Linked DNA regions of Homo sapiens: regions 1 and 2 are each linked to region 3. The links are chromatin loops, found by intact Hi-C in ENCODE. Cell type or tissue: ascending aorta. All regions are shown on one strand. Region 1 overlaps ARSB (arylsulfatase B). Region 2 overlaps LHFPL2 (LHFPL tetraspan subfamily member 2). Region 3 overlaps LOC124900191 (a long non-coding RNA gene).

Evidence for each region. A loop is a pair of places that touch in the nucleus more often than their neighbours do. Peaks named below come from ENCODE experiments on the same cell type or tissue, not always from the same donor. Only the 100,000 strongest peaks of a DNase experiment are listed, where the experiment ranks them.
Region 1: a loop joins it to region 3, with 2.1 times the contacts of the local background. A loop is called at or near these places in 3 of 110 quality-filtered maps.
Region 2: it touches region 3 in a loop (2.5-fold over the local background); 5 of 110 quality-filtered maps call a loop at or near these places.

Annotation. Positions count from the first base shown.
Region 1 is chr5:78,827,255-78,835,254 of GRCh38, forward strand. The region is part of intron 6 of ARSB (arylsulfatase B); the gene reads right to left. Among named protein-coding and RNA genes, the nearest start is that of ARSB, 150 kb to the right of the region's middle. In ascending aorta, no CTCF peak of the experiment used is centred here; a DNase peak (open chromatin) is centred at 3,067; H3K27ac peaks cover 3,528 bases.
Region 2 is chr5:78,529,137-78,537,136 of GRCh38, forward strand. All of the region lies in intron 3 of LHFPL2 (LHFPL tetraspan subfamily member 2), which reads right to left. Among named protein-coding and RNA genes, the nearest start is that of LHFPL2, 120 kb to the right of the region's middle. RefSeq lists an enhancer at 3,824-4,323. In ascending aorta, CTCF peaks have their summits at 4,421 and 4,637; DNase peaks (open chromatin) are centred at 423, 1,435, 4,955, 5,385 and 1 weaker place; H3K4me3 peaks cover 944 bases; H3K27ac peaks cover 7,594 bases.
Region 3 is chr5:78,742,905-78,750,904 of GRCh38, forward strand. All of the region lies in intron 3 of LOC124900191 (a long non-coding RNA gene), which reads right to left. Among named protein-coding and RNA genes, the nearest start is that of LHFPL2, 98 kb to the left of the region's middle. In ascending aorta, no CTCF peak of the experiment used is centred here; DNase peaks (open chromatin) are centred at 3,287, 4,273, 4,910 and 5,247; H3K27ac peaks cover 3,845 bases.

The DNA of each region.
Region 1 (8,000 bases), 84 kb after region 3:
CTGGAGTGCAGTGGTGCACTCTCAGCTCACTGCAACCTCTGCCTCCCCGGTTCAAGCAATCCTCCCACCTTAGCCTCCCTAGTAACTGGGACTACAGGTGTGTGCCACCATGCCCGGCTACTTTTTTGTATTTTTTAGTAAAGACGGGGTTTTGCCATGTTGGCCAGGCTGGTCTTGAGCTCCTGGCCTCATGCAATCCACCCACCTTGGCATCCCAAAGTGCTGGGATTACAAGCATGAGCCACTGTGCCCAGCCCCTCCTGCCTTTATACTTGAGATTATTCTAACACTTTGCTGAGATGGATTCCAAGGATAATCCAGCAATATCATTTTTAGTAAAAACCAGCCTACAAAGGAAAATTTATATTTTACTCATATGACTGAATCAGGCCCACCCAGGACTTCCTCTTGGTTGAGGCACTTAAGGATATGGGACTTGGATTACATCTATCAAGTCCTTTCAGGCAGTGCCTAAACCAGCCTTTGTTTGGATAATTGGGAGAGAAATGGCTAGACTTTGACTAGGGCTGTCATTCCAAAGAATTCTGGGACCCACAGTCCTAACGGCAAAACAAGAGTCTCTACAAATAAACTTCCACAATTTCTGATTTTTTTTTTTTTTTACTTCACTGAGAGTTTCCGGTCAAACAGGAAGTGCTGAAACCCCAGCATCTATATAACCACCTGTGGAATTAGCAGATTTTTCTTTATTTTGGGATTAAAATAGTGCAGACACAAAGGGACTTTCCTGTGGACAACAGCAATAGCTGTTTTAAAAATTCTACAAACTAAGAATAGGAGGGAGTTTTCTTACACTGATAAAGAGTATAAAAAAAATCTGCAATCGATATCATACTGAACGGTGAAATGTTGAAAGCTCTCCCTAAATAGAAATAGAAAAAGCCCACCAAAATATTAACAATGCTTATTTCTGGGTAGCAGAATAATAGGTTTAGGGTGATTTTTTTTGTGTGTATTTTTAAAAATTTTGAGCTTTTCTGTATTTTTAAAAATTTCTTGCACCACCCCCCCATCTATTATTTGTACAAAAGGAGCTTCCCTGCTGCATACAGGATGAAATCCCATCTCCTTAGTGTGACATATTGTCCTTGTTTAGCTTTCCCATCTCTTCTTTCATGCCTCCCCTTTGTCCCCCAAATAGGCTCACACACCTTTTGCTCACAGCCTTTTCTATTTCCTTTGATGGTCTTTTCCACCTAGGAACTCTTTGAGGTTCAGTGGAGGTGAAAGAGGGCCTGAGTGTTTTAGCCCTCCTTCACTCTCATAGCAACTATCAGACTCCATGGAAATGATCTGACAATTAAGTACAACTTGTAACGTCTCTACCACCATAGCTTTCAACTGTTATCTGATTTTCTTTTAACTTTTTGTATGTTCTTGTTCTCTCCAACTAGGTTATAAGCGACTTGTTGTATTTTTCATGAAGTCTAGGGCAACACAGCAGGTATTTGTGGTAGCAGAATAATGGCCCCCTAAAGATATCCACGTCCCAATCCCCAGGACCTGTGAATATGTTAGGTTACACGGCAAAGGGGCATTCAGGCTGCAGATGGAATTAAGATTGCTAATCAGCTGACTTTCAAATAGGGAGGTGATTCTAGATTATTTATCCAGGTGGGCCCAATGTTATCACAAGAGTCCAGAAAAGTTGAAGAAGGAGGCAGAACAGGTCAGACAAGATGAGATGATGGAAGCCAGGTTCAAAGAATGTGCTAGAAAAGGACCCAACCTTCCATTGCTGGCTTTGAAGATGGAGGAAGGAGGCCATGGGCCAAGGAATGTAGGCAGCCTCTAGAAGCAGGAAAAGGCAAGGAAATGGGATGTCCCCTCAGCCTTTGGAAGGGACTGCAGCCCTGCCAATCGGTACCCTGGATTTAGTCCAGTGAGACCCATGTCAGACTTCTGACCTACAGAACTGAAAACATTCAAAAAATACGAAAATAGAGTGATGGTTAAGTATTGGTTGTTTTAAGCCATTGAGTTTATGGTAATTTGTTTGATCAGTGATAGAAAACTAATAGTGTTAAATATTCTTTTCCTTCATTCACATTAAAATCAAGAAAGATAAAACTAAAGTTGTTGAAGTAATGGACAAATTTAAAGATATCCTTTTTGAGAACACCTTTCCTAATCACTCCCAAATGCTGTCACTTCTTCATTTGTCCTTACTGCTTATATTATATCACTTATCATTTGTTCTACTTTATTTTATAACTGTGTTAATATCCTTTCCTGGGCATATGTTTTCCTCTGATTCAAAAGAATCTTTAGAAGCAGGGGCCATATACTCATTCCCTAGGTATTTTCTGCCAGAGGTAACAGACTTCAGTCTATAAATGCCTGATTACTAACATCTTACATTATGGGTTACTAAACAGGCCGTTTAGTCTGTTTTCAACAACGTCCCAGAAATGTTTTCAAAAGTTTTATTTCAGCCTTATACACAAGCACCCTAAAACCCCTAAAAATTCTGACAAGATCAATAAATATTTACAAAATAGATTTACTTTGTAAATTTTAATTTCATTGGATATGTTCCCTAAAATTTTATGAGGTTTTATGTTTTTACAGAATTTTATGGTAGACTCTTTCAAGAAAGATGGATATATTTATCTTTACAGATGGTAAGACTGGGGAACTGAGGTAGGAGAATGACTGGTCCAGACTGGGAGAGGAAAAAAGGAGTCTGGACACCACCAAATCTTTACCAGACCTGGGGAGGCTCCAGGGTGGAAGACGGAAGGGGCGGAGCCACTGGACCTGAGAGGGACTGTTTGGAAGTTAGTCTGCTTTTGTGTTGAAATTCAAAATCAGCATAGAACCTTTAATCAACTATAATTAACAGGCTACACTTGGAAGCTATGGCTAAAATTTCTAGGCTGTACCAGAATTAAAGAAAAGTAAGCAAATAAATAAATGGTCAGTTGGACATGAGACAGTTTGGCATCAAAGTAACCCTGGGGAAAAAAAAACAAACGCTGATGTACAAATGGAGTTATGGGCCACTAACCACGTGGTGCTGTAGAGAAGGGATCTGGTGAGGCAGCTGGCCCTTCATCAAATGGCCTAACTCCAGATGCAGGGCCAGGCCAAGTCCTTCAGGTCAGCTTCTGTGATCTGGCTCAGAGAAGCCCTAGAAAATGTTGCTTACCCTGATTTCTCCAAACATAAAATTGGGGCAGCGGGATTTGCCATTTCTGCGTAGCCTAGGCCAGTGGTGAGAGTTAATTAGTGTTTTTAAAGTGCTGTGGATTTGGTTTGGTTTGTGTATTTTCTCGGGATGAAAGCCAGGATGCCAGCACCAAGTGTTAACAGTGAAGGTTTCATGCGTGCTCCTTGAGATGTGCTGTGTGAAGTGGGGTGGAGGGGATACGAGGCTTGTGGGACTGCCTTTGGCATCAAAAAGGCCACATTTCCAAACAGACTTTAGTGCTCCCCAAAGCGGAGGGGGCAGACTAGAAGCCTTTGAAAATTAAAAAGGAGAAAGCTATCTGTGTTTTGGCTCTGTGATTGAGGGCATGTAGCAACCCACACCAAGGAAAATTTGACGAGCTGCTAAAGACAAATATTGGCAACTAGAGACGACACAAAATTCTAACTGCTCTGACCTAGTACAGGCAGGCACGGAAGCAGCAACTCCCACTCTATAAGAACCCAGCAGATTTCAGATATTCCATGCTTACCGGAACCCTCCTTGGAGGTGGTTTTCACAAATAAAGCTTTATGGCTTTATTCCTGATTAAGGAAGTCACATGTGCTCATAATTTAAAATTAAAACTAGAGAAATACATAAAGTGAAAAGTGCAACTTTCCCACCCTGCCCCAATCGTAGCAGCCAGAATGTAATTGTTGTTCACTGTTGTTTGGACATATTTACAGGAGATATTGTTATAATCGTTCCCAACGTATAGGTGATGAAACAGATGGCTGGAAGAACTTACCCACAAGCTCACAGGAAATAAGTCAGAGCTGGTATTGAATAAAACCCAGGGCTTTCTGGCACCCCCAAACTCTACCTGTTTTACTAGGTGACACTGCCCACCCCACACACAGCTCCCTCATCCCCCCAGCACCCTCCAGTGGAGTGAATACAAGGCACTGACAGGGCTTCCATGACTAGCTCTACAAGCAGAAGCTACCACCATCTGCAGAGTCAGATTACATGTGAATCTAGCAAGGCTAATGTGACTACTCGACCCATTTTTCCAGCCTCCTTTAAATGAGTCATGTCCCATCAACATGCTATTATATAGGTGAGATGATCGTAACTCATATCTGGGTGCCCTTCTCCCACAAGACAAGGGTAGGACACAAAGCGATGAGACCTGCGAAATCAGTAGGACATGATGTACATGCCGGGTCTGAACAGCCCTGAGTTCCAGCTCTGATATTTAACAGCATGCATGACCTGGTGCCTCAGTTTCTTCACTTGGATTATAAAGAGTGAACAAACTGCCAAGGGGCCCTTAGCCTCTGGCATTCTATGCAATGCTGAGCAATCTGTAGCAGGGTGAGCCCCATGCATTCCCCCTAACTCTTGATTCTGCTTAATATCTAATTTCAGGCTGAAAGAAAGATGCCTCTGTGTCACTACTTCTCTAATAGACCCAAAAAGAAATAAAAATGCCTTGAAAATGATGTATGAAATTACTATTGTTCTCATTAGACTGATTCTAATCGAATCAGCTGATGATAAATTATTCATTTATTAGCGTGCATTCTTTCAATATGTATTAATCTCTTATACATAAGACACCGAGAGAACTATACAATGAAGCCTTGCTCTCCTTATAGCTCCGGATGGGGAAAACACGTGAATATAAATACTGCACTATGAGGCAGCAAGAGCTCACCGTCCTGGGAAGCTCCAGAGAAACTCAAGGGACTCAAGTTCAAAAGAATCAGAGAGGGCTTCACGGAGGAGTAGGAATGTGCACTGAACTCTACAGAAGGCGCAGGGCAACAAGGGAGATAAACAGGACTGAAGGAGGGCATTGCAATGGTGCTGAATGGTGGGCGTTGTAGGAGGGCTTGCTAGTGGACAGCTGGGAACCACCAACAGCCTTCCAGCAGGGTGGGGAGAGGCTGTGTCCATGCCCTCTTCCAGACTCTTCCAGACTGGGTTTTAGCCAGACCTTTAGGTTTGGCTTTAGCTTAACTGATCTCGAGTATTTATAACAGTACCTCATGCATCCCAGGCCATCATCGTTTATTTATTTACTGAATAAACAATCTTGGAAATGGCAACATAATACTGGGAAATGGCTCTGAATGTCGCTCTGAGGAGGAAACAGGGAGCAGCTCCAAGCATTCCAACCTGGACGACTCTTGGATCTCAAGCATGGATTTGGCAATTGCACCACAGAAAATGTGTGTGTGAGAGAGGAGAGGGTGGGAAGAAGGCTGTTCTTTCACCCTATAATCAGGAGCAGAAATAACATCTCATTAGAAACTTTAAAGAGAAGAGGGCCTTTAAATGAAATAGTAACAAAGCTGTATGGAATCACTTTGAAGAGCTGGCCTTTGGTGGGGTGGAAAATGCTAACATCTGTCACTGCCCTTCATCTATAATCAAGCTTCTACCAGCAGAATGTGTGTGTCTCCTGTGTGTGCGTACGTTTTAAATATATACACCTATGTTACATGATCGGATATGTGTGTTCCAGCCATCATAGAATGCCACGTCTGACTTCCAAAGTGAGTCGTGGTCTCAGATGGGGCAGGATCATTACTGCAGAACAGCCAAGATCAAGCCCGGCACCTGCAGGATAGGTGTATATGTTTTTCCTCAGGCAAAATAATGCCTTTGAAGCAGTTCTCCTTGTGGTCTGAGCCATGCTTGCTGGGGCCTTGCAGGAGTGTGGAATTTGGGGCTGGAGCTCTCCTTGGAACCATGTAGAGCTGAATTCAGACCTGCAGGACCTCTTGCCTACCCTGGGATTATGGCTGTTCCCCACCACTTTAGAGGTTTCCAGGCTTTCCCACTAATCAGCTTCAATGGTGCTATTCCCCAGGCTCTCTCACGGGTTTCTTACACTGACCACCCTGTGCTGCTGGACGAAGACAGAAGTATTTTAAAGACATGGAGGAATAAATAATTCTTAGGAGTTTTCTCAGAAGGGAACAAAGGAAAAGAGAAGGGTACTATCTGAACAGAGACCAAAGCACTTCCAAGGTTACTTCAGAACAAAGCCTTCAAAAATGAATAAAAAGTCTCCTCAAAGCACACAGGAAAGCAATTACATCCCACACTCTGACACAGGTCATGAAGCTGGGAGGCAGTGGAGGGAGGAAGGGGATAAAAGCAGAGCTAGGGTTGGGGCACTGAGATAACCAGTGAATGATGAAACAACCAGAGGGAACATCCCAGAAAACAGGAGCAGAACCGAACTCAGAACAGCAAGAAGAGGCAGAGCCCCAGACTCAGAGGGAAGTCAGGCCGAGCCAGGCCAGAGGCAAAGGCTTTATAAATCTCTATTTGTCTATTGAGGAGGTCTGGGAAAAGGGATGAAGTTGGGCAGGGAAATCCCACATCATCTTTTCTGGCCGATCTTTTCAATGCAGGGAGCGATGAGGGTGGGCACTTAGAAGCTGAATGAACAGTTTCAAACATCTGTATATAATGTCAATTACAACTTAATAAGTGACTTGTAGCTTCTAAGTTATTTTTACTTAGGCACAAAAGGTAGGTTTGGGGTTTAAAAGGAGTATAAGTGGCCATCTGGAGGTACTTTTAGGCTCAGGAAAGGCTGTAAGACAATAAAACAATGACTTTGACAGGTTGATCTGTTTATCATTCATTAGCAGATATTTACTGATATTAACCCAACAACTTACTACGATGTTAGGTTCTGTGCTACGGAGACCTTACTGTGCATATGGCAGTAAATGAAAAAGATAGAGACCCTATTCTCATGCAGTTTCTCTTCAGTTTTGGAAGGAGGGAAAGTTACGTTTTATTTATTTTTTATATTTTTAAATTGTGGTAAAATACAAACAACATAAAATTTACTATCCTAACCACTTTTAATTGTATGGTCCAGTGGCATTAAATACATTCACGTTGTTATGCTGTCATCATCACCATCCATCTCTACACCCACTCAACAATCATGCCCCATTCTCCCCTCCCCACAACCTCAGGCAACCACCATTCTATTTTCTGTCCCTATGAATCTGACCACTTTAGGTACCTCATGTAAGTGGAGTCATATAGTTTTTCCTTTTGTGACTTGCTTAGCATAATGTCTTTAAGGTTCATCCATGTTGTAGCATGTATTAGAATTTCTTTCACTGTTAGTGCTGGATACTATTTCATGGTATATATATGTGTATATATATATATATATATATATATATATATATATATATGCCACATTTTGTTTATTCATCCATTCACTGATGGACATTTGGGTTGCTACTACCTTTTGGCTGTTCTGAGTAATGCTGAGTAATGCTGCTACAAACATGAGTGTACAAATACCTGTTCAAGCCCCTGCTTTTAATTCTTTTAGGTATATACTCAGAAGTGGGATTGCTGGATCCTATGATAATTCTATTTTTAATATTTTGAGTAATCACACAATGTTATTGTCCATAGAGGCTACATTATTTTACTTTCCCATTAACAGTGAATAAGGGTTCCAATTTCTCTACATCCTCAACAATTCTTATTTTCCCCTCCCTCCCTCCCTCCCTTCCTTCCTTTTTCCACTCTCTCTCCTTTTCTTTCTTTCATTTTTTAAATTGTAGTCATCCTAATGGTATAATTTACGTATGCATCCTTGAGACTTTATGCTTTACTGCAGAATGGTGAATCTCCTGATCTATGAGAGATTTGGTGACCCCTGGTGTGTGTGCATGTTTCTCTATGAATGTGTACGTGTATCAATATTTTGTGCCGATCTTTGAGTATTTTTACTGTTAGTATCCAAGCCACAACCTACCATGTGCATGTGACCATGAAAAAAATCCTGACT
Region 2 (8,000 bases), 210 kb before region 3:
TTAGCCAGACATGGTGGCATGCGCCTGTAGTCCCAGCTACACAGGAGGCTGAGGTGGGAGGATCACTTGAGCCCAGGGGTTCAAGGCTGCAGTGAGCGATGATTGTGCCACTACACTCCAGCCTGAGCAACAGAGTGAGGACCTATTTCTAAATAAATAATAAGAATTAAAAGTTTGCGCAGACCAACACCTGGAATCCTGTAGCAACTGCCTTCATAAGAACTGAAAAGGACTCTTACTGATGACCTCGCTTTACTGTCACAGTATTCCTGTGAAAGGTTGAAAAGCAGAGAGAAAGTATAACACTTTTCCCTGAAGCATGAAGCCACACATTGCCCCTGGAAAGCATTTTGCAGCCTAGCAGTAACAGGGGGTTGGTGCAGGATGGAGCCAGGCCACGCAGCAAGGCTGGCATGTAGCATACGGGAAGCGGAGCTTGCAGTGAGCCGAGATTGCGCCACTGCAGTCCGCAGTCCGGCCTGGGCGACAGAGCGAGACTCCGTCTCAAAAAAAAAAAAGAAAATGCTCACAGCTTTAAGAACAGAAAGCATTACATGACGAGACAGATGAAAGAATTTGTGAAACAAATCACTGAATTTTTGCAATATTAGAGAGTCTCAAGGAAGGAAATCATCTGACAGACTGAATCATAAATTTGTGCAATGCAAGAATTTATAAAAGCATCAGGGTGTGAATCATACCCACAAAATGTTTTTTAATATCTTTGCAAAAATCAGGCTCATGAATGTACCAACTCTTCCAACAGCACTTGTCTTTTTATTTCAGGTATTAACTGATTTACAACTTATTTTAAAAATTACAATAAAATCTACCTGCAAGACCAAATTTGTGGAAACTGGAAGAAGGGAGAGAAAATAAACTAGTTCCCAGAACAGAAGATTGGGCAAATGCCATTTTGCCCATGCCAAGTTAAGCCATAAGATCCATCAGGCACATTATTTTTAGTAAATTACTCAAGGACATTCCAATTCATAGCTAAACATCATCAGTAAAATTTTTTCAAAATTGCAAATAATTTTTTTAAATTTTTAATTTTTTAATTTAAAAAATGAGTTTCTCTGAAATACCAAGTGACTGTTAAAAATAATGAAAAAATTCTAACCCATGTCTCTAATAATCAAATTATACCATTAGTATTTAAAAACAGAAAATTAACCATTTTTGGTTTCACATATACATGTGGCTTTAGTCTACTGTTTCTCTAATACTTCTTGTAGAAGCATAACCACTAAGAAGGTTCACATGAAATCAGGCTGAACCATAAACAGTCATCCCAAGAGATTTGTCTACACACGGAACAGGGTGCTGGGGAGTGAGTTCTCCCTAGATATGATGTATTTATTCATTTATTCCCTTCCTCAAAGCGTCCATCATGGAGTGAGGTCATTTGCCCTGAGTTCTACAGCAACTGATAAGGCCTTGTGAGTCAGTGGTTCTTCCCAGAAGTTCCATGCTCCATGGCTGCTGACTCTGTACCTATTGGGTCAGGCCTTATTAATCACTTTTATAACATGGAACCCAAACTGATCATAAGACTCTGACCACACAGACTCATCCTTGGTCACCAACAACACCTGTACCTGCCAGAGAATTCCATATGCAAATATGAAGATATGACTGCCCATTTATTCTAGAAGGATTAGGATTGTTTCTTATCAGGTATTGGGTGGCAGAAAGAATGCCCCATAGCCCCTGCCTTGACAACGGTGTCCCTTCAACTACAAGTTTACTCATTTCATCACCAGCAATGCAAGGATTTGAGTAAGCAGAGGGTAACATTTCTTTGGCAGAGACTGCTAGGTTCCTACCCAATACCCATTCTCCCCTTCTTCATTAACAGAACCTATGGCCAGGCCTGGCATAGAGTAGGACTCAGCAGAGGCACAAAATTTAAGGGGGTGCAAAATGGTTTAATCATGATAAATAATATTTTATTATACAATATTCTTAAAATCAAAATTTAAAAATTCACAATGAGCCGGGCATGGTGGCTCACGCCTATAATCCCAGCACTTTGGGAGGCTGAGGCAGGCGGATCACCTGAGGTCGGGAGTTCGAGACCAGCCTGATCAACATGGAGAAACCCCGTCTCTACTTAAAATACAAAATTAGCCGGGCATGGTGGTGCATGCCAGTAATCCCAGCTACTGGGGAGGCTGAGGCAGGAGAATCGCTTGAATCCACGAGGCAGAGGTTGTGGTGAGCACAGATCGTGCCACTGCACTCACTCCAGGCTGGGCAACAAGAGCAAAACTCCATCTCAAAAAAAAAAAAAAAAAAAATTCACAATGAACAAAACATCAATTTTTAAAATAAAGATAGCATCAGCATTCCTTTCTTTTTGCCTCAGGTTCCACTATGGCACTGCTATACTGAAATAAAACATTCTTTACCTTGACGATTGAGTTTCTTGGTGCCCCCTTAAATTATGCACCAAAGGTGAATGTCTTACTCACCCCACCTCAGTCCTGGCCCTGAATAAAACCCTACTTGATGGGGTAGCAATGGGCCCGGCTCAAAAGCCTACATTTCTCAACCTCCTCTGCAGATACAGTGGCCAATGAGATGGGGATGGACTTCTGTGAAAGCTCTTAAAAGGGATCTGACTCAGCTTCTTTCTTGAGACAGGGTCTCGATCTGTCTCTCAAGCTGGAGCACAAGTGGTATGATCTCGGCTCACTGCAACCTCTGCCTCCTGGGCTCAAGCGATCCTCCTACCTCAGCCTCCTGTGTAGCTGGGAGTACAAGCAGCACCACCATGCCCGGCTAATTTTTTTTTTTTTTTGAGACAGAGTCTCACTCTGTCACCCAGGCTGGAGTACAGTGGCACAATCTTGGCTCACTGCAACCTCCACCTCTCAGGTTCAAGTGATTCTCCTGCCTCAGCCTCCTGAGTAACTGGAATTACAGGCACGTGCCACCACACCCAGCTAATTTTGTATTTTTAGTAGAAATGGGGTTTCACCATGTTGGCCAGGCTGGTCTCGGATTCCTGACCTCAAATGATCCACCCGGCTCAGCCTCCCAAAGTGCTGGGATTACAGGTGTGAGCCACTGCGCCCAGCCTAATTTTTGTATTTTTAGTAGAGATGGGGTTTTGCCATGTTGCCCAAGCTCATCTCGAACTCCTGGGCTCAAGCGATCCACCTGCCTTGGCCTCCTAAAGTCCTGGGACTACAGACATGAGCCATTGCACCTAACCCTGACTCAGCTTTGACCTTGGCTTTTCTCCTGCTAAGAGATGTGGCCATAAAGCCTCCTGTGGTCATCCTACAGCCATGGGGGACTTAGGGAATGAAAGTCCTGTGCTATTGATGATGAAGCAGAAAGACAGAAAGAGCCTGGGGCCCTGATGACATCATGAAGCTAACACCGTAGTCCACCTGCTTCGGGATCTCTTCTGTTACCTGGAAACAACAAAACTTTTAATTTGTTTAAAGCACCATCATTAGGTTTCAGTTAATAACTGATACATGCAGTTCTTCACTGAGATACTATGAATCCTTTTTTAAAAAACTGAATAATAAAACCATCACCGTCATTTAAATGGGGCTGTTCTAGAGAAATGCCACCGAGATGCCACTTTTTCCATCTTATTAACCAAAACACCAGCCTTTTCACCCTGACAATTCTAGGGTCAGTTTACTATTACCATGATCATTTCACTTGCCTTTCAAGTAATGTCAGAGGCAAAAATCAGGGAGGGGCAGGGATTAGAAATGTTTTCCCCAATGGTGAGCCAGGCTGACAGCACGTGGGCCTGCTGCACGTGGACAAAGGGACACACCGAGTGAGGCCCGTGGTGCCAACAACCCTGTCGTGCTGCAGACTGGGCGGTGGCCACTGACTTCAGGGACCATCTCTTGTCCTCTCTCCTCTCCCTCTCTGAGTCCACTCACAGCCTTACCGATGTGGCCGAGTAGACCAAACCCTCTGCCTCCTCAGGATGCTAAGGATTTACTGCTCTACGGGGGTGAAAACTAATTCCTTAGGTCCAGGTCAGTGCCGTCAGCTTTTCACAAACCAAGATTCCAGAAGATATCTCCCCCATTCCTGATACTGCTCCCAATAAAAGAGAAACATCACTATATGAAGATAGAGGCTGAGGAGCACTGAACATTGAGCCTTCACCGTAAGATGTTTTTAAAGAAATGAAGCTCTGTTCTATCTATTAGGTATGAGAGTAATGCCAACCATATGAACAAAGTGCTGCCTGGTGAAATTCCTTAGAAGACTTATGACAAATGCATATGAGAAGAAATGGTAATAAACAAGTATTAGTTTGTAAAAGTCCTGTTCACGCTGTGAGAGTAGGGGATGGGCGGTGTAGGATGCTATGGAAAAGGTAAGTATAAGCACAGCTCTTCTATCACCTTGAATGAAAGACAGAGGGAAAAACGCCCTCTATGGCTAGAACAATGTCAGTGCTTGAACTAAAGGTTTATAATCTGGTCAGAGCACCCTTTTAAGCAGAAGAAAAGCAAGCATCATTTACATTTCTGCCTGCTTGTAGGGGCTAAGTCATAAGCCATGTGCCAAAACCTCATCTGCAGGATCAGCTCTGAAAAGAGAAAAAGAACTCTGCCAAGCATTTATCAACACCTGAAATTGTTGCTTTTCATTCCCAGAACTGAAGCTGTTTTATTGAATTTTTTAAACCTGAGGTCCACCACTCCCCTCCAAATCTACAGGCCCTGCCTCGGGTTTTAAACCATTGCTCTAAGAAAGAAAAAAGATGCCAGAGATGCTATTAGTACAACAGAGGAGTGGAGGCCTGAGCCCTCCTGCAGCCCAGCAGAGATGCCAAATGCTCCAGGGAGGAGCTTCGTGCGACCTTCCCGGACCACTCAGGAGAGCAGGGCTCCACAGGAAGGCCCAGCAAGGAGACACATCCAATCACCGATGCTGGGGCAGGGAGAGGAGGGATATGACAACAACAAGGCTGGACCCACTGCCCCAGGAGGGTACATGTCGGAGGCTCTCAGGGGTCCAGAGACCTGGCTGTACAGTCCCCTGGAGTCCCTCCTGGAGGGACAGCAGAGGGGGCTCTCAGGAGCCGTAGGTCGAGAGAACAGGAGAGGCGGCCCCTGGGCCTGGGCCCCGCAGTGTGCTCCACAGAGAGGACAGGAAGCACAGGCCTCCTGGGAATCACCATGACGCCGAGAGGGAGAAATGGCCGGGAGTCCAGGGAGCTGCTCTGCCTCCAGCCGTGTGTCCTCGAGCAGGCTGCACTGCTCTTCCAGGGCCGTAGCAGGCTCCCCCACAAAGGACAGGGCTGTGAGCAAGGGAGCGGCTGCAGGACCCTCACAGCACCCGTGTCTATGACTCCCCCATTCCGCGGCCTCCACCGCCCTCCCCAGCGCTGACTCACTCTGGTGCCTTGTGACTGCTGGGTTTTCTTTTCCTGACTCAAAGCAAAATAGGAACAGAACAGTGGAACTCCAGACGTAGGGCCCATCTTCCCTCCTTCCCATGTCACTGAAGCGGCTCCAGGTCCTTGAGGGAAGCAATGGCTTTAGCTTTGGCTTCCAGTCCGTCACCGAAGGCCCAGGGCCTTCTCAGCCCAAACAGGCAGTGTTTTGTCAGGAGGCCCCATCAACAGCAAATGGTGCCATGAAATCACAGCAAGCTCCTCCACTTCCAGCCACCTTGCCGTCCTGGCAAAACTCCCCGGACCTGCCAACATGTGTGGGAGCGGGTAGAGGCAGGGGCAAGGCCTGGGGAGAAACACTGCCAAAGTCACACGGCCGCCTCAACTTCAGCTTTGCAGATCTTAGAATATTATTTTTTGCCCTCTACTGTAAGTTGACGGCAAAAACTTAAAAGCTTTAATGGCATTTTGTCATAAGCTGAACAAGTTTGTTGGAATGTACGGAAAAAACCCAACGACTTCTTAGGAGGAGAGAAAGCCCATTTTCTAGTGTTCTAGAACTGGTTCCATTACATTTTCTTCCTCTGAATCCCACAAGAGGAAATGAGGCTTCATCTGAACCCCAAGCCACGCCACAGGGTCAGACATCAAGGAGTGGTGTCGCCAGAGCAGGCCATTTGCCGAGGGGCTGCACGGACAGTCCTGAACTGGCACTACGCTGAGCGCCCACGTAGGCAGGGTCCTGGCCTTCCACCCACCTCCTCCCTGAGCAAATCAGGGAGGACAGACACAGACACTGACAGACAGACCCCCCTCAGATTCCCCAGATCTGGAGCTGCCTCCCTTCCCATCTCACCCCCTGCTGCCTGCCTCATCTCTCAGTGCCTCCCAAAGGGAAGAGGGGATTGTCCACGATGGCTAGTGTGAGGGGAGGAATAAAGGAGAGCAAAGACGACCTAGGACCCCCTCTCCCACCAGAGCCACACAAAGCCAGAGCAGCCAGGGGACACTAAAGGGGCCAGGAGAGAGAAGGCCCCTCCCTCACCGTCAGCCCCCAGCGCTGTCTCCTCCCAAGCCTGCTCCACCTGCTAGCTCAGCTCCCACCCCAATGCTGATGCTGCAGTAGGTGGGTGAGGCTGAGACCCACTCCCCACCAAGCCTGTGGCTGGGGGCGCCTCTGGAGCTCCTATCTAGCCCCGACACTGCCGCATGGCTGTAGCTTCCTTACGGCAGGGGGAACACCTTGGGGAAGGGCAGGCTGTGGCTCCTCCCAGACCTGACCTCAACATTTCACATGACAACAGGTGCCGGACTCTGACACGAACTCATAACAATCTATAGGTTAGTATCAAAATCACAAGTGGGAGCCCCCCAGTCTCAGAGTTCTGAGCATCAGAATAACTGTTTATGCCCTACGGGGACCTAGGCATTCTCCATGGGGACATGGGAGTCACATGGCGTGTGGGACACCTGTGCAGAGGTATTCCTGGCCTTTCTTCTATGAAGACCACCAGTCACAGCTTCCATACCAAAGCTAACTAACGCTTATCAGGAGCCCATATCAAGAACAGGCCAATGCAAGAGAGTCTCAAAAAGGCCCCAGTGGCTGAACGTGATCCCATGGAGAGTGGGGGGATCAGAAACAGCTAATGGGATGCAGAACTCATTTCGGGGCTGGGGAGGGGAGGATGCCGTACCAAGTGGGGCTTGGCCGTGGCACTGTAAATGGCTGTTGCCCCTACTGTCCAGATGCAAGCAGTCGGCCGGGCGCCCAGAAAAAAGACCCATCCAGAGGAAAGCCCTCCAAGAAAATAGGCGAGTGTCACTTACTCTTTGCCTCTGGGATAAATCTCAACAACTCATAGAACCAACACAAGTTCTGGCCTTTTTCTCTCCCAAACATGGCCTTGTCTAATTTGTTCTCCAAGAGACCACAGAGCCCAGTAAGAACTCTGGCCTCTCAGGGAATGGTTTTATTCTTCCCCAAAGGGAAAAACTACCTACATCCTCATGAAAATTTTAAATGACCAAAATGATTTTTACCTCACAGTTTCCACATCTGGGCCATTCTTCTGCCCTTAGAATTCTCGTAAAGCCTATTCCATTATTTTAGGACAGTCTCAGTTATTCATCAGCTAGCTCAGGGCTGTGTTTTTCTGAATTAAGTCATTATGTCTATTATACAATGTTCAGATTCTACCCAGCCATATGCATTTTTACCAGTAAAATCACAATATACAACACTTGTAATCTTGTCCTTATATAAGTGCCACCACCACCATGCAGCAAAAACGTTATAGGATGACAATATGACAAGAAACAGCTGTCAAACACTGGCTTTTTTCCAGCTTCAGCCAAATTCAACAAAAATTGAGCAGGGTAACTTCCTTGTGTGTCCGCCTTCAGTCTTCCTTAAAGCCCTGAAGATCACAGAAGCGCTCCAGCCCCTTGCTCCTCTAAGTGTGCTCCCTGGACCAGCAGCGTTGGTGGCACCTAGGAGCTTGTGAGAACTGTGGAAGTTCAGACCCCAACCCAGACCCACTGAATCGGAATCTGCATTTCACATTCACAGGCACATTAAAGTTTAAGAAGCGCTGCTCTACGACTG
Region 3 (8,000 bases):
AGATATTATTTGTAAAATAATAATACTTTTTTAAAGTAAAGAGATGGACTTAAAATACATTTTAAATATCAATGAAAACAAAGTGGGTATAGCCTTATTTCTATCAGTTACTAGTAAACCATATCTCCAAAAACATACACTTAATGATAAAATATACGTCTTATTAGGAAGATATCACAATTCTAAATTTGTATCCACCTAAAAATCTAATCTTCAAAATAATATAAGGCAAAAACTAACAGAACTAAACAGGAAAATAGACAAAAATATTAATTTAGATTTAGTGGGAGGTTTTTTCTTTTTTCTTCTTTTTTTTTTTTTTTTTTTTTTGAGACAGGGTCTTACTCTGTTGCCCAGGCTGGAGTGCAGTGGTGCAATCTCAGCTCACTGTAACCTCCGCTTCCCAGGCTCAAGCCATCCTCCCACCTCAGCTTCCCGAGTAGCTGGGACTACAGGCACATGCCCCCATACCTGGCTGATTTCTGTATTTTTTGTAGAGATGGGGTTTCCCCATGTTGCCCAGGCTTGTCTTGAACTCCTAAGCTCAAGTGATACAGCACCGTGCCCAGCCTAGCGGGAATTTTTTAAAAAACATATTTTGTAACTGAGAACAAGCAGATAAAAATTGGTAAGAACACAGAACACTTTAGCAACAAGTGCCAAATAACTTGAGAGATAAGATGGAGCATTCAACAACTACAGTGCATATATTTGTAAAGCATATATATAGAAAAATTGATCACATACTGTGTCATAAAGCAAGTTGAAACAAATTTCCAAGGATTGAAGTTATATAGCATATGAAAAGAATTGCACACCGCAGATGAAAAGAAATCAGTACCAAAAAACCCTAGAAAACCTTCACATCGGCCAGGCGCGGTGGCTCACGCCTGTAATCCCAGCACTTTGGGAGGCTGAGGCGGGTGGATCACGAGGTCAGGAGATCGAGACCATCCTGGTTAACACGGTGAAACCCCGTCTCTACTAAAAACACACAAAAAAATTAGCCAGGCTTGGTGGCGGGCACCTGTAGTCCAAGCTACTCGGGAGGCTGAGGCAGGAGAATGGCATGAACCCAGGAGGCAGAGCTTGCAGTGAATGGAGATGGCGCCACTGCACTGCAGCCTGGGCAACAGAGCGAGACACAGTCTCGAAAAGAAAAGAAAAGAAAAGAAAAGAAAACCTTCCTATCTATGGAAATTAAGAATATGCTTTTAAATGTCCTCTGGATCAAAGAAGAAATCAAAATGGAAATTAGAAAATATTTTGGAATGAAGTGAATGAAATCATGAAGTGAATGAAAATGCTACATATTAAAATTTGTAGTAATCCCTTGCTTTGAAAGCATTGCACATTATGTATTGACTTTCTCCTATGGAAGAGCTAAATTTAACTCCTTAAAACCTTCCCATGTTTCCCCTTCTCCCAGTATGTCCCTTCTTTCCATTCTTCATTCTCCCAGATAGTTATAGCACATTTTGGTTAAATTAATAGTCGCTAGTTATATTATTTGACTATATAAATATTTTTCACAAAACGTGAATGGGATAGATGTTGCCTTCAAGGCAGATCAGTCTTTACCTCTTACCTACATAATTTACTTTCTTATTATACTTTTGCTATCCTCAAACCTCCTCACTCCAGCTGCCAAGGACATCAGCTAACAATAAAGTAGCTAAAAATCTCCACAATCCAGACAGTTAAGGGCAAAAGCTTCCCTGATCAAATGGCAACTCAAGATGGAAAGGGATGTGTTTGTATATTGCAAGATGGCAAGAGCAAAGCTAAGGAATGCACAAAGGAAACAGTGTTAAAAAAATAAAAAGTAGTAGATGCTTTCAAAGTGGCTGGGGATAGCTGCTTCTTTTTGGCTGTGAGAGTGCAGAGCAAGAACAGACTGAGCTGAGCATTCTTAATGATTTTATTACAAGAGAAATATAAAAGTTCAAAATGGTCTATTTATTTTCCTCCTTTTTAATATGGGGGGGAGAGGGAGGGAGACAGACAGACAGCTCCCAGGATACACATCCATTGCTTAATGGGTGTTCCCTGGGATACAAGAACTGTGCTTATGAATTTGAGTATCGAGTCCTTTCTGCTGCAACCCCTAGGAGATACTCCTCTTTATATACTAAGTAGAAAGGGCATAAGCAGAAAAGAAAGGAAAAGAATCCTCTTTCCCAGCCACAGCAGGTGGGGAGGCAGAAAGCAACTGTCTTTATTAAAGGCATCGAAGCAGAATGAATATGGTTTTGGTGTTCTGAGTTCCTGATTGGAAGCCAAAATTCCTTTTCTGACAGAAGCAGTGTGAACCCATGTAACTATCAGGAATTGTCACGTAGGGTATATTCTTGTGTCAGGATGGTAGCAGAGAATAACAGATATCATCTATAAAAAATCAGAGTTAGGGTTTTACTTTTCTCCTGTTGAAACAGATTTCTTTGGAAGAGCTGGAAACTTAACAACTATTCATTTTTCCATTCATTCAGCAGATATTTATGAAACACTTATGAGTACTAAGCACTGAGCTAGAGCTGAAAAGTCCTCTCAAAATGAACTTATAGTCTAGTAGGGGATGCAGATATAAAAAGACACTCACAACTGTACAATAAAGTTACCCTGGGTAGATATGGTGCTGGGGGCACCAGGAGAGGTAGTCTTTGGTGCAGCCTGGGTGGATGGATGGGAGGCTTCTGGAAGAACTGTCATCTAAGGCGACACCTAAAACTAAGGATTTGTAGCACTGCAGCTATGGGAAAATATTATTAATCCCAACCTTCAGACTTACTAATTTATAAGACCTAAGTGACATGTAAGTTCAAAATCGATTGTATGCTACTTTTTCCTACACAGAGATTGAAGTCAATCATACTCATTGCTGCGGATGCTTCTGAAGCTTTTCACCAGTTGCCTTATCCCTGAAACCCCTTCTTTTGCTCTGCTCTCCACATCACCACCTGAAAAGATCCCAACCCACTCAGCTGCTTTGTTCCACTTCTTTCTGACCCATTTTGTAGCACTGCCCGAAAACATTACTTGGAAATTCAATGAGAGTTCATGGTGGGGAAGGCTGGGAACTGCTTTTTAGAACTTGCTCAGAAAATGCCTTCAAAATGTAACTAGCCAAGTCTAGCTTTTGATCAAATTTTAATGATCACTCTGATATAAACCACTTTCTATTCCTGATCTGTTTCCCAGGACCTTTCCTGCAATTAATCATCAGCTAAATAGATTCAGAGGGCTCCAGGCCAAAGTAAAAAATGCTCCGAGGCTTGCAAGTGTCTCAACAGATTGTGCAGGAACTTTAGTGAGCATTCTTTATTAGCTCAGACTCACTCTGGGCCGCCTCCACAACCTGAAGTAAGGCTGGCCTGTTACCTTTGTTTCCTCTAGTTTCCATGGATACCACCCGAAGGAGCTTTGAAAGTTTCTAATATAGGCTTCCCTTCTTTTGATAATTCCCTTGGAAGTCTATGGTGGGGTCTATATGGCTCTTAGTTTTTAGATGACATGGCATTCTCTCCATCACCTACCCCAATGTAGCGCTGATGCCCTCCAGTCATTGGGAAGGCAGTGTTGGGATGGCCCAAGCACACCAGGGCTGCCTCTAGAAGCCACATTTCTTGGACTTGAGATTTGAACCTTGTCAGGAACAAAGCAATTAACTGAGTTCCCCGTAAGTTGGCCGGACAAGTGAAGTGAGCTGGAAAATTGAGGTAATTTTCTGGACCAGTCAGACTAGAAACAAAAAATAAATGTAAAAGCAACCCAGCTTCAACTTTCTGGATCTTTCAGTAAAATAATTTCAGCCCAAATGATCTGGAGAATTGCCTCCATTTTATGTTGTATTGTGGACACAGTCTTAGGGAATCCATTTGCCCCCCCAAACCGGACATCTCTACCTTGAATGCACTTTTATAAGAAGTGCTTCCTGGTTTCCCCATTTTTTTTTTCATAATCTATGTAGAGGATAGAATCATTCCTACTTTTTCTTCCCCAAGCAATGCTTGCACATGGTCACAGTTGGAAGCCGTAACAAGCAGGATGGAAGAAATCACATCCTATTCACAGCTAACAGGTGAACCTGCAAATTAATTAACTGGTGGAAATGCTCAAAACAAGTCGTTAAGGAGCCAGGTAATGTTTGTGGATGAGCTGCGTGCAGGTGGGCTGGCCATAGCCATGGCCCAATTCCTCACACGCGTCTGGGCGGTCCAGAGGGCGGGGTAAGGGGCAGGGAAAAGGGCAGTCGGGAACTTTTTTTCCTTGGCAGCCCATCTGCTGAGGTCACAAACAAGCCACACTCCAGCTGCTCTGCCATCTCGGCCTTGTGGGTGGTCTCTCATATACTCGACCAGCCACACAACACAGCCCACCCCCTGCTTATGGCCTCTGCCAGAGTATTTATTAGGAACCGTGCCTTCTTGGAACACTAAATAGCTAGGCTTCATAATTAAAGACTTCATTAGTTACTTGTTGCGAATTTCCATGGCTAATGGGACTCAGGGCTGCATTATTTATGGCATTGGAAGGCTTCCCATCAATCAATCTCAGATCTCCTCTTTTGCCAGGTGCCCACCACACACCCCCTCCCCACAAGTCTGCCAGCAGGATGGGAGGTAGTCAGTGCCATGGTTAACAGGAAAAAAACTCCCAGGGTCTCCACACTGGTCTGCATGAATTCATAGTGAGGCCAAAACTAGGCTGGGAAATGGAGCAAATCTGATGCCCATTTATCATCTTTTAATTGTCTTCTCTTCTTGCTCATCTCATAAGGGGGCATTTCAGCAGATGAGGCTGAACTTGCTCCATGGCCTGTCTTTCAAGATTGTCACTCTAGGGATTATTTTAGAAGCTCTTTGGGGCAGAAGAATGGAGACCTTTAGAGAAAAGGAGCTAAGAAATGCGTTCAGAGCTGCCAAGGAAGCTGGCAGAATACGATCATGAGATCAGTACATTTTTCCTTGAAAGAGTCATTGTGTGGCCTAGTTTGAGAAAAAGCTTTCTTTTCTAATTCCTACTGCATGAGAGAATGCATAATATCAACACAGCTGATATTTGATTACTACCTCATTTCAGGGACTATTCTAAGCTCTTTACCCTCATTCTCTCATTTACTCCTTATGCAGTAGCTCTACACCACAATCTGTTCTCCTCTTCCAAGAGTCGTAGCTGGAACATGGCTGTCCAGCCTGGGACTGCATTCCTCGGTCACCCTGGAAGCCAGGTGAGGACATGTGACCACACTTTCACCAATGGAAGCTGAGCAAGGGCCTGCCAATCTCCAGCCAGAGCTTTTAGAAAGCAGGCTGCCTCTTTGATGTTCCTTCCTCCTTTCCTGTTAGCTGAGCTGGTGGAACATGGAGTGGTCTTAAAACACAAGTTGGGCAGGCTTCGTAGCTTACGCTTGTAGTAATCCCAGCACTTTGGGAGGTCAAGGTGCGCAGAAAATGAGGTGAGGAGTTTGAGACCAGCCTCACCAACACAGTGAAACCCCGTCTCTACTAAAAATACAAAAATTAGCTGGGTGTGGTGGCAGGCGCCTGTAATCCCAGCTACTCGGGAGGCTGAGGCAGAATTGCTTGAACCTGGGAGGCGGAGGTTGCAGTGAGCAGAGATCACGCCACTGTATTCCAGCCTAGGCAACAGAGCTAGACTCCATCTCAAAAACAAACAAACAAACGAACAAACAAAAAACACAAGTTGTTTATCAGAGTTGGTGTCCAAGCCACTCACCATTCCAGAGCATCCATCCTGGGTGGTTTTGTGACAGAAATAAACTGCTTGCTCCTTAGCTTGCTACATGTTAGGGCTCTTTATTAGAAAGCTTATCTTACTACCCTAGCATACTTTGCAACAACCCTCCAATGTAAGTTTATTTATTTTAATATTTTTTAGAGACAGGGTCTTTCTCTCTCATCCAGGCTGAAGTGTTGTCACACCATCATAGCTCACTGTAGCCTCAAACTCCTGGGCTTAAGCCACCCTCCCGCCTCAGCCTCCTGAAGCACTGGGATTGCAAGCGTGAGCCATTAAGCCTGGCCTTTAAATGAAACAAACAAACAAAAAACAACCCATTTTACTGCATTTACAAAACTGCAACTCAGAGAAATAAGGTACTTGGTTTAAATTCATCAGTTACAGTGAGCAGCACTGGGGTTCAAATCTAGGTTTCTGAAACAATCTATGATGATAGGGGGCAGAGTGGTGGTTCCCCGGGGGAGAGTGGATTGACTGGCAGGGTGCACAAGGGAACTTTTTTTGTTTTTTTAAGAGCAAGGTGCTTGGATTAGTAATTATGTTTAACATTTAGACAACATTTTATCATTAAACAAGGCACTTGCATGCAGATAACTCATTTAAGCCTCACAAGCACTCTGAGGAATAGGTATTATTCTTGTACAGATGAGATTGAGGTGTGGACAAGTGAGATATCTTTAAAACAGTTAATAAGAAGTGGCTCTAGGATTTGAACATGGATTTTTTACTCTACATCCTGGACCCATTCTATTATACAAGTGCTGAAGAAACTCTCCCAGGTACAAATTCCAAAAACCAACTTATTCTAGCTTAAGCAAAAGACAAACAAAAACCACACACACACACACACACACCACCCACCTTCCTATGTTTGGTCACATCACTGGGGACCAGATTCCTTGTTCTTTTTTTGCAGCAGTAGTCTTTCTCCACCTGGCTGGAAGAAAATGGGGCCAAAGACAGCTCCAACTTATGGCTTCCAAGCTTAGCCACTCATTAGGAAAGACTGAGTTCTTGCCCATTTCATTCATATATATATATATATGTGCTAGGGAAATACCTTTGCTGGACCAGCTTGGGTCTCTCGTCTTCCCCATGGGCTATTCTTTGAAGCCAGGGGGATGGAGCAAGACATTGTAATTAACAGTCCCACTGGAACCACTATTAGAATGGGTAGCCCACCAGGAACAATTGTTCATAGGAAATGGAGGGAGGAGGATGCTGATGTCAGAATCAGGAAGGGATGTTGGGCACACAAAAACAGACCCACTCTCCGTATCCCGCATAATGGAAAGAACTCCCTGTAGAACTGGCAGCAGCATCCCTTAGTTTGGAAAACTCTATCTATCTGCACACACACATGTAAAATTATTTTTCAGTCTTGCTATAGACATCCTATTGTGCAGTGTGGTCCAAAAAGTTGCATTCCATGACTTGCCTGTTTATTCCAAACCGTCTCTAGAACTTGTTAGTAGCTGCTTTTTAACCATAGTGCCAGGAGAGTCCATTCAGTACATGTGCACAGTCCTGTCCCAGGGAGAGCAAAGTCCCTGATTTAAGGTATTGAGGGAGTAAAATAATTGCACATATGTGTGGGTATGTGGGTGCTGTGTGTGTGTGTGTGTGGAGGGGTTATATTCACACTTAGTTTTCTGTCTCCAGGTTTTCTCTCCAGTTTCTGTCTGAGGATCAAAATTCATTTTCACAACAATCTCTCGGCAAGAAAGAAAGACTAATAAGATGTCAGATATACCATTCTGTCTGTCCCTCAGGCATGCAGGGGTTTTTGGCAGTGCTCCCAGCCAAGGCAATGCACTTAGTTACCCCATGGTCCCAACTGCTGTGCCACAGACATGAGCTTCACAGTCAACTGGAGCAAGAAAACAAGTGGACAGAGTTGTTCAGTCTGGCAGGAACTGTCACCTCTCCCCTCGGGCATGTGAGCTCTCTAGCAACTTGTGACCCATTTCTAAGGCTCCAGACATTTCTGTTCCATGCATTATATTAAACAGTAGAAACTTTTTAAACTTTTAAGTTAAAAAAAAATTAAACCCACAGTAAAACATACATTTTACATTGACTTTGTACACTCATATATACAATATAACCAAAAGCATTTCTTGAAAAACACCCGTTCCTGTTTACCCTTACCCTGTTTGTTGTACTCTGATATAGTTTGAATTTTATTTATATTTATTTATTTATTTATTTTTATTTTTTTGAGACAGAGTCTCGCTCTG